Linked DNA regions of Homo sapiens: region 2 is linked to region 1. A link is a contact called in ENCODE Hi-C or POLR2A ChIA-PET data. All regions are on one chromosome and are shown on one strand. Each heading gives the region's core, a stretch centred on a gene start or an enhancer-like site at or near the end of the contact. The rest is flanking DNA. Distances are from core to core; before and after follow the strand shown. Region 1 has its middle 9.6 kb from the start of ACTRT3. Region 2 overlaps SAMD7 (sterile alpha motif domain containing 7).

What was found. A loop is a pair of places that touch in the nucleus more often than their neighbours do. ChIA-PET counts read pairs that join two places held with the same protein, here RNA polymerase II (POLR2A). Pooled maps may share reads with other maps.
Region 2: a loop to region 1 is called in a map of Ramos, with 2.5 times the contacts of the local background. The contact joins two enhancer-like sites. A Hi-C loop is called at or near these places in 1 of 168 maps with a recorded cell type or tissue (Ramos), 11 of 37 single-sample maps with no recorded cell type and 10 of 50 pooled maps. POLR2A ChIA-PET finds 5 or more read pairs at or near these places in 4 of 52 experiments (B cell, HEK293, OCI-LY7 and 1 more).

The regions. Positions count from the first base shown.
Region 1 is chr3:169,757,338-169,762,586 of GRCh38, forward strand. No RefSeq gene overlaps it. Among named protein-coding and RNA genes, the nearest start is that of ACTRT3, 9.6 kb to the right of the region's middle. Within about 2 kb of position 2,139, at least 4 of the 41 ENCODE cell types and tissues checked have a DNase peak (open chromatin) inside an H3K27ac peak, as active enhancers do; they include OCI-LY7, where a contact is called at or near this core.
Region 2 is chr3:169,928,388-169,933,555 of GRCh38, forward strand. SAMD7 (sterile alpha motif domain containing 7) reads left to right here. Exons shown (of 9, transcript NM_001304366.2): 7 at 70-191. It also overlaps the pseudogene FAM20BP1. Among named protein-coding and RNA genes, the nearest start is that of SAMD7, 19 kb to the left of the region's middle. Within about 2 kb of position 2,809, at least 4 of the 41 ENCODE cell types and tissues checked have a DNase peak (open chromatin) inside an H3K27ac peak, as active enhancers do; they include OCI-LY7, where a contact is called at or near this core.

The DNA of each region.
Region 1 (5,249 bases), core at 889-3,388:
AATACAAAAATTGCTGGGCGTTGTGGCACGTGCCTGTAATCCCAGTTCCTTGGGAGGCTGAGGCAGGAGAATCACTTGAACCTGGGAGGTGGAGGTTGCAGTAAGCCAAAATCACACCATTGCACTCCAGCCTGGGCAACAGAACAAGACTCTCTCTCCAAAAAAAAAAAAAAAAAAAAAAAAAGATAGTGAACTAGATTAAGGTAGTAGAAATGAAGCCAAAGTGGGAGGATCACTTGAGGCCAAGAGTTCAAGACCAGCCTGGGCAATATAGCAAGCTCCTGACTCTCAAAAAAATTATTTTAAAAATTAGGCTGGCGGTGCACATCTGTAGTCCCTCTATTTCTCACCTTTTTTTATGATATTGTCACATTAATTTTGTAACTGAAAAAATTAGAAAGCATTATTAATTAGATTACTTAGCATTTGCCTCTGTGCTAACTCCTGGGCTCAAGTGACCCTCGCACCTCAGCCTCAGGGCTGCAGTGAGCTATGTCACACCACTGCACTCCAGCCTGGGAAACAGAGCAAGACCCAATCTCAAAAAAAAAAAAAATAGACCAGAGGACACGGCAGGGTGCGGGGAAAATGAGACATCAGCAGTGGTGCCCAGAAGACTGGTTTTAGCTCCTGGGTGTAGCAGTAGCATTTACGGGAAGGGGAAAGGGAAGAAAAAATAGATTTGGGGGATAAAATGATGAATTTAGTAAATTTAAATAACATGAGACTGCACCATATAATTTGCTTATAGAATCTCTCTCTCCAGGAAGACCTTTAAAGATGAGGAATATATGTTTCACCTTTGAAGTCTCAACACCCTGAACAATACAACATGTTGCAGACTAGGTATTTAGTGTTTGTTAAATGAACATCACAACTTTGCAAGTGGTTCATTCATTCCAGTATAATAAGATTCCAGTTATTGTGAAAAGCCATTTAAACTGTTTTCCTTACCAAGGAAAAGTTGATAGATGAGTAATTATTCTTTAACTTAAAAAGAGAATGAAAAAGTATGTGATTTTTTTAAAATTATTTTTTGTTTGTTTAGTTTTCTGTAAAGTAAAATAGCAGTTAAAAGCTAAAATGCGTGTATTTACATTCTTAGGCCTGCTACTGACCTTCTTCAAGTGATTTTACCTCCCAACGTTTCAGTTTCTCCATTTGCAGAAGGGAGATAATGGTGGTTGCCTTATCTCACAAGGATGTCATGAAAATAAGTCAGATAAATTGCTTTGCCCTCCTTGGAGAGGGGCTCTAGAAAGTAAGCATTATTAGATATGATGATGAATACCCACAACTTCAAAGATATTTTTAAATTGCCCCCCCTCCGCCCCCAAGTCTTTGAACATGTTAAGCCTATGAATAGCACTGGGGTAGGTGTTTATATATTTCTGGCAAGCTTTCACCTCTTGTTAAAGCAGTAAATGGTCTTTGAACAAACGTATTTCTCATTCTTTGATAACTATGCTTCCTTGTTTGTACACTTGAAAGATGATTATAATCTGGCATATGAGGTCAAGTTGAACTCCTTGGTGCCATTACAGTTCAAATGTAGCTTTAATTGAGTTTTTCTTCCAAGGTTGAAAATAAGTCACCCAGTTCACTTTAGCAAACTACTCGCATTTTTTAAAAAGATTGTGGGGAATGTAACTGTTTTTGCAACTGATATGTATAATGTTTTTCATTTTAGTTATAATATCCTCATTGATCATACAAAAAAGTCAGTATTTGTATTTCTTCATTATTGCATTTTTCTGTTTTCCTTAAATTGTTTTTAATAACTATAATTATGCCTTTTAACACTTATATAGACAGCCATAGTACACACATAAATATCACCAAAGTGAAAACCTAGAGCCCCAAGACAAAAAAAAAAAAAAAAATGATAGTCAAACATCATCTAGAGAAAGATTCTAGCTGCAGGTGTGCATCAAGTTCATAATTGGTGTTATTTTAAAAATTCACAAACCATTAGCACTTCCACCCTTCTCCATATATCTCTTAACTATATACCCAAGTCAAAACCACTTCCTGCCAGAGTAACTACAACATACCCATCAGAGCGCTGTAAAATCATTACTTGCAAAGTAAAGAGTAAGACAGACTTCTCCTCTCATTAATAATACCAGTTGCTGTCATATATATTACTCATATATTCTCCCCACAACCACCCTTCAAGGGAAGTCTTAGTACATCCGGTTGACACATGTGGAATGTAAAGTTGGGTGACTTATGCTAGATTCCCTCAGCTAGGTTAGAACAGGGTAAAAGTACAGGACCACAATAATATCCTTATTTCAATGTCTTCCTGTTTCCTTTTTATATCAAGGAAGAAATGAGAATTTGAGGCAACACAAATGAAGACCATATATACTTTGATACCTACCTAGGAGGGGAGATACAAACCAGAGTAAAGGAAAAATATGGGAAAAGTTGCCTCATTTCCACCTAGTGATGGTGGAACCCTTGGAACCCTCTTCACATCCCATAACGACTGACAGAATGGACACTGAAAAACAGGCCCACCCCTCAGGCAGAACCACTGGAAGAAATACCCTAACCCCTATACGTGAAGGATTAGCACTACTATTTTCAGAATATTATTAAAATTTAATTTTGAAACTTCTCTTTAGTGATATTCCCAGAAACCTATAACAGATACCACCAGTGTAAACTCCTCTCAAATACATTTATTTTGGGTAGGCCTCAAACTGGTAGGATGGTCCAAACCCTCACCCTTCTAGAGAAAGCACTCAGGAATGCTTAAATTTGCCTAGGCCAAAGGTCGCAAATTAATAGCCTATAATAGACCAGATTTTATCTCAAAACGTTTTTTTATTGGTGCATTGCAATGACTTCAGCTATCAACAACCTAAGCTAGGAGGTCCCCAGGCCATCCTTACATCTGACAAGCTGCCTACAAATTTAGGGGTTCCCACTACCCCTTCAAGTTTCATAATTCAGTAGAATGACTTAGAGAACTCAGGAAAGTGTTATTTCGGTTTTATTACAGTTTTATCATAGCAAAAGGATGTTTATTATAGTTATTATTATGGTTTTATTATAGCAAAAGGATTCAAATCAAAACCAGCCAAAGGGAGAGACACATAGAGTGAGGTCTGGGAGGGTCCCAGAAAGAAGGTTCCATTGTCCCTCTCCTCATGTCCTCAGGGACACATTTTCCTCCTAGCACACTGAGTACTGCCAACCACGGACGTTCATCCAAGCTTCAGTGTGTCCAGAGTTTTTATTGGGGCTTCATTACAGGCATGATTGGATGAATCACTAGTCATAAGGCTCAGACATGTGGCTCCAAGTCTCTCAAGAGGTCGGGCTAGTATCATGGGGCCCAAAGCCCCAACACTCTAATCACATGGCTGACCAACCCCCAGTCATGAGTCATCTCGTTAGTGTAAACTATTGGGTCTAGTCCAAGAGGCCTACCAAGAAAAGACACTCCCACCATTCTTGGTGAATTCCAAGGGTTTAGAGGCTACTTCCCAGGGTTCAGGAACAAAAGCCATCCAAATTCTTTACCATGCACTTATATAATATTTAAATTTTATTTCAATTTAGCTACCAACATTCTATAATCAGTGGTGTTGACATAAAAATCTGAATTTTTGTCTTCTCTTGCAATACTGACAATTTTAGGCTCAATTTCTGTAAGATTGCTGCCTCCTTAAAAAGGGAAGCTCATTCTCCCTACCATCTCTATAGTCTCCATTTTCTTATTCCCAGTGTGATTCACTTCTTTGTTTCCTTTCTGTCCACTGCAGACATTTAAATTTGCATATCCTGGGCTAATTCTTGGGTATTTTCGCTGTTTTTACTTCCATCACATATTATTACCTTAAAAGAATGAACATGAAGGAATGACAGTTACCTTTTGTCACTTCATTCTCATCTTATTTAAAACCACTCCTCCCTTACACTTTGTATGACGGTGGGTGCATGTGTACACACGCTTGTGCCTGTGCCATCTATTTGTCTCTTAAGTCTCGAGCCAGGCTAACATGGAATTTTTGACTGCAGAACCAGGACAAGCTGAATTAAAACTCAATGTCATCCTCAGAGTCAAAACCCATAACCAACTCCAGACCTTACAAAGGAAGCCCCTCATTCTGAAGGACAAAAGAAAAAGCATGTTTCTCAGTATTTTTAAAGCTAATGCTTCCTTCATACGCATAAAATTCTCACATCCTTCATGTGAAATACAACCTAAGTAACAAAATAAAGAGAACAAGTATCGTCATTTGCAAACTTCATATACCCTTTCTCTCACTATACCCCTTTGAGAATCACTGGTTTAAATAATATAAAAGGCATGAAACAAGCCCTAAGTACCTCAGGAACCATGTGGACATCTGTAGTCTCTCTCAGATACAGCTGTCACATAGACCTTGAAGTACAGTCAACCCTCAATATTCATAGATTCTGTATTTGTGGATTCACCTAGTCACCGAAATTGTTTATAATCTCAAAAGCAATACCTGCAGTGCTTTCATAGTCATTCATGGGCATGTGCAGAGCCCTGAAAAGTTTGATTTCCCCAACACATAGGTTCTCTTTTGCCTTTGTAGTCCAAAAAGGACACTATAAACAAGTGTCCTATTTCTGGTCTATTTAATGGCAAGTTTTTCACATTTGTATGCTTTTAGTTGGTGACTGTGCTGTTTAAAATGACCCCCAATCATAGTGCTTAAGTGCTGTCTAGCGTTCCTAAGCACAAGAAAGCTGTGATGTGTCTTACAGAAAAAAAATACTTGTGTTAGCCTTCATTCAGGCTTAAGTGATAGTGTTGTTGAATATGAGTTCAGTGCTAATGAATCAACAACATACTTTAGGATGTCTTTAACAGAAACACACACAAGATTATGTATCGATTCTTTGACAAAAATGTTGTGACCGAATGTTCCCAGGAACCTAATCCCGTAATTCCTCTGGGAGCAATGGTTCAGTATTCACTAATCCAGTGTTCACAGAGGCTTCACAGAATGTAACTACTGCAAATAACTAGAATCAACTGTACTTGTAAAAAAGTGAAACACACACAGCACAAAATCACATCGAAGAGTATTAGGGCGGGAGTGGATGTGGGGTGGAAACCAAGGTTACAACCATTAAGGAGGTTATTTTATTTTAAACCAGAAAGTGACGATGGAGTTAATGCTAACCATCTGCCCCAGGTTAACCAACAAAGACTTAGGGTGCAATACAGTGAACAGAACACTGGACTAGAACTTGGG
Region 2 (5,168 bases), core at 1,559-4,058, 170 kb after region 1:
TAAGGAAATTAATGTAACTATACATAAACCTGTATGTATTTTATGCCACAATTTCTTTCCATTTTAAAGGAACACATGCACTGGTTACAATTGGGGGGAATCTTTCTTTGGATGAAGATATTCAGAAGTGGACCGTGGATGATGTGCACAGCTTCATTCGCAGCCTTCCAGGTTGTTCAGACTATGCTCAGGTGACTTAATGTTTAAGTATTTCCATACAAGAAAAACAGTTTGAAATATCTTTCCTGCATAATGAATTAGGTCAAACTTGCATTGTGCCTCCAGAAAGGATTCCTACTAATCTCTCTTTTTTATGCCAGTGTCTACCCTGGGACAGGTCTCTGATTGGTGGAACTTGGGTCATACACCCACACCCCAGCATCAGGGGAGGCTGGGAAAGCCATTGTCTGTCTTTAGCTTCTTTCCTATCAAGACTCCTAAGAAGTAGGAATTCTCCCAAAATTAGAAGAAGGTTCAGAAGCTGAACATCCAAAAAGAATGGGAAATAACGACTACATTCCCTACTTATCCACATAGCAAACATTTTTGGAGCACAGACTTCTGGGTGAGAAGTTTTAGGTTACTCACTGTAAGTAACAGGAATATATACTTCATTCTAAAAGGAACAAGAAGGCAATATCTGAAAAGTTAGAAATTCATTATTTTAAATTCTGTATTTATGCTGGGACAATATATAAAAATGCATACAACATATTCAATCTGGCATAAAATACCATTTTAAAAAACTATAATGAACTATCAGGGCAGTTAGAAACAAAACTAGCCTCACTAGTATTGAAAAATTTGTGACAAAAGTCATAGGTTGGTAAAATTTTGAAGTTTATGTCAATGCTACATTTTCATGCATTTAGTTTACTTTTTTGAGTTATTTAATAATACAATTCTAAGCAATAAAGTGCCTACTAAATCTAGTATCATTTTTGGTTTGCATGTTAAAGGAAAAGAAAGCAAGAAAAGGATATTAAGGTTTAACTACATCATAATTAACTGATACTAGAGCTGATTATTTTCCAGATCTGTTTTGTGAAATGTTTGTCTACAGTGAGATACTGTTAACTCTTTTTCTTTTTATTATTATTATTTTTTAGTTCAGTTTACGGGACTTACGGAAAAACTATATAGAGTAGTTACTAAGAATATAGCTTCTGAAGCCAGAAAGTACAAATTCAAATCCTGGCTTTTCTATTTTCTGGTTGTGTGACCTAGGACAAGTTGCCTCCCTTCTCTGTGCCTCAGTTGTTTTATCTGTAAAATGAAGATAATCATAATAATACATTTTCAGAGGATTTTTGTGAGCATTAGAGTGCATGGCACCTTGTAAATACTCAATAAACATGAATTTCATCATTATACCCAAGAGACGGCCAAGCCTCAAGTTACTTATGAAGCAAGTTGTGTTCCTCAAGTCACCCATTTTTGTCTTTTGCATAACCTGATAAAAAGTTTTTGGCCTACTCTTCCCTGTTCAATGGTTATAACCTTATTTTTAAAAATTAGTCATTAGTCATGGGTAAGCCACTTTTTAAATGTATCTATACCACTTCAAGTGCCATGTCAACCATGGGTTCAATTAAGTTGCTAACTTCTGATAACAACCGGAAGAGCAACCCTTATTTAATAAGCATGTGATTGCTAAGATCTGGCACATTGAATTTGAACTCTGATTATTCTTAGTGATCCATAGTCAGAAAAGTGCAATTTATAATAATAGCTCTTGTAATAAATAATATTACATGCTTTTCATAGTTTAAAATCCCAAATGTCCCCTTGTGGGTACACAGAAGTCACATAAACATGAGTACTCCAAACTCTGCTGACTCATTATCTCTCACTGACAGGATGTCAGCGCCCTCTTCCCTACCCCAAGAAGTGGTAGCAATTATTTCTAGATACGTCTCAAATTTGTTTAGGATCAAGTCCTGCTTTAGTTTCCCCATTAAAGTATACTCCCTCCAAGTGACAGCAGGTGGCATCAACTGAAAGATGTCACTGCTGTGCTGTGCCTGCCCCCAGCTATGCTCTGTGATGTTATTTTATACAGAAATGGGGAGATGCCCTCTGGATGCAACAGCCCTGAAGCAGCACTGCTTGTACCCCACTCTCACAAGGACGCTTGTCTAAAATGTCCCATCAGGTGTTACTCATTGTTACTCATAGCCCCTTTCTTTTCTTTTTTTTTTTTTTTTTTTTTGAGACAGAGTCTTGCTCTGTCGCCCAGGCTGGAGCGCAGTGGCATCATCTCTGCTCACCACAACCTCCGCCTCCTGGGTTCAAGCGATTCTCCTGCCTCAGCCTCCCGAGTAGCTGGGACTATAGGTGCACACCACCACGCCTGGCTAATTTTTTGTATTTTTAGTAAAGACAGGGTTTCATCGTGTTGGCCAGGCTGGTCTCAACCTCCTGACCTCATGTTCCGCCCACCTCGGCCTCCCAAAGTGCTGGGATTACAGGCATGAGCCACCGCGCCCAGCCCCATAGCCCCTTTCTTTAAATGAGTTGGACCAAGGTGCTGAGATTAGCTGGCGTTAAACCTACTGTCCCCCAACTATCCTCTTACTCCCCATCTCTGCCTTAGGTGCCTACTCAGCAACTTCTCACCACTCACCTCCTGTAGGTAGAAAAAGAAATTCAGCAGAAAAAAAATAACAACTAAAACCCAAAGCCCCAAGTGCAAATGAACTCTTTTAAATAGGTGTAGAGAAAGGATTGGTGGCTCAGCTGTTAAGGAACATTCAGGAGAGCCTGCAACATATTTTGTTCCAAGTAAATGTCTAGTTCAGAGGACTCAGCAGATAAAATATCCTCTCTCTAAAAAGAACTGAAATTACTGAAAATATGTGCACATTTATATCATTACACATGGCCCAAACTGCTCTGGTGAGAAAGAAGGGGGTACATCTGAGCGACAGGGACATGTATGTGTCCTCGCCCCAGGCCCTGAGTACATCCACCATGGCTGAGGGTTAGATCCTCACACATTTCAGTCCCCTGGCTGCCAGCCTACCTCTGCTTGAAAATTTATCCACGTGGTTCCTCCTTTGGATGCTCACAAATTGTCAGGTGCACACTACCACACCCAGCTAATTTTTTTTAAAGAGATGGGGGTCTACTATGTTGCCCAGACTTGTCTCAAACTCCTGGGCTCAAGTGATCCTCCAGCCTTAGCCTCCCAAGTAACTGAGATTACAGATGTGAGCCACCGCACCTGGCTCTTTAATTTATATTAGCCATTTTCTATAATTTGCTTAATTAAAATAGGAAAAGAAATAATTACTTAATGCAGTTTGTTGGGGGACGGCTGGCTCAGCGCTGAGAGAGGTGGCCAGGGAATGGTGGGAGCTGCAGTGGTGGTGGCAGTGGCTGGGGTGATAAGCACAGCCTGGGGCTGCCCCTCCTCGGGGGCCATGCTGCATTGCACTGCATGGGTAGCCACGAGCGAGTCTAGGACGCAACGGGAACTGTGGAAGGTGCATCCACAAATGGACCAATGTGTGTAATGATGGAATCTCCTTACTAACCATTACCACTGCCTCTCCTTGATAAGTGAGCCAGAGAGTGAGTGGGTCAGGGGAGAAGAAAAGAGGTCAACATGAAGCTAAAGCAGCGAGTCATGCTGTTAGCAATTCCTGTCATCTTTATCTTCACCAAAGTTTTCCTGATTGACAACTTAGATACATCAACTGCCAAGCAGCGTTTCACTACTTGATCCCCTGAGGGCTTTTCACCGAATGATGACTGGCTTGTGGATGGAGCTGTCACCCAAGTTGGACCACACGTTGCAGTCTTCCTAGGAGACTGCAGCCCAGTGGGTGGTTCCCCAGGAAGTGTACTGTGAAGAGACACCAGAGCTGGGGGCAATCATGCATGCCATGGCCACCAAGCAAATTATTAAAGCTGATGTGGGTTATAAAGGGACACAGCTGAAAGCCTTACTGATCCTTGAAAGGGAACAGAAAGTTGTTTTCGAACCTAAGTAGTATAGCCGAGACTATGTAGTGGAAGGGAACCATATGCCGGTTATGATAGACACAATGCGGAGGTAGCAGCCTTTCACTTGGACAGGATTGTGGGTGTCCCAGAGCCCTGCTGATGGTGGGCAGATCCGTTCATCTTCAGACAGAGATCAAGCCTGTTACCATGGAGCAGCTGTTGAGCCCCTTCCTAACTGTAGGACACAATACTTGTTTTTATGGGAAGTGTTATTACTACCGAGAAACAGAATCAGCTTGTGCCGATGGAGACACAATGGAAAAATCTGTCACACTTTGGCTTCCAGATGTGTGGCCTCTCCAGAAACACTGACACCCGTGGGCCAGGACTTACTGAAAAGGCAAATTGGCCAGGTGGGAGTATGATGAGCGCTACTGTGAGGCTGTGAAGAAAACGTCCCTTTATGACTCTGGCCTGTGCCGCCTGGACACCATTAACACAGCTGTCTTTGATTACCTGATTGACAATGCTGACTGCCATTACTATAAGAACTTTCAAGATAATGAGGGCGCCAGTATGCTCATCCTTCTTGATAACAACAAAAGCTTTGGGAACCCCTTGCTGGATGAAAGAAGCATTCTTTCCCCCCCTCTATCAGTGTGGCATCACTCAGGTGTCTACCTGGAACAGACGGAACTACCTAAAGAATGGTGTGCTGAAGTCTACCTTAAAATCTGCCATGGCCCATGACCCCCTCTCCCCAGTGCTCTCTGATCCTCGTCTGGACGCCATGGACCAGTGGCTCCTGAGTGTCCTGGCCACCGTGGAGCAGTGCACTGACCAGTTTGGGATGGACACTGTATGGTAGAAGACACAATGCCTTTCTCCCACTTGTAACTCTCAATAAAAAATAAGTGAAACTTCTTTTTACAAAGATAGAGAAGCAGCACAATCAATTCCAAATGGTATGAAATGGATTGGAAATGGCCAGCAGCAAGTTCTGGTGACAGGGGACAGGGTGGCCTTGGATGTCTTTGGTGTTTTCTGTAGTAGAAACTAAAGCAAAGACCACAAGTTTCTGAGCATGGAGATGTTCCTGCTGAATCACCTTCTGAATTCCTCAGCAATTGCCCATTCTAGCAATAGGCATCATAGTTGGTCAGTCTTAATTCCCAGGCCAAAGGACAATCAGACATTTTCATAGATGAATACTGGGA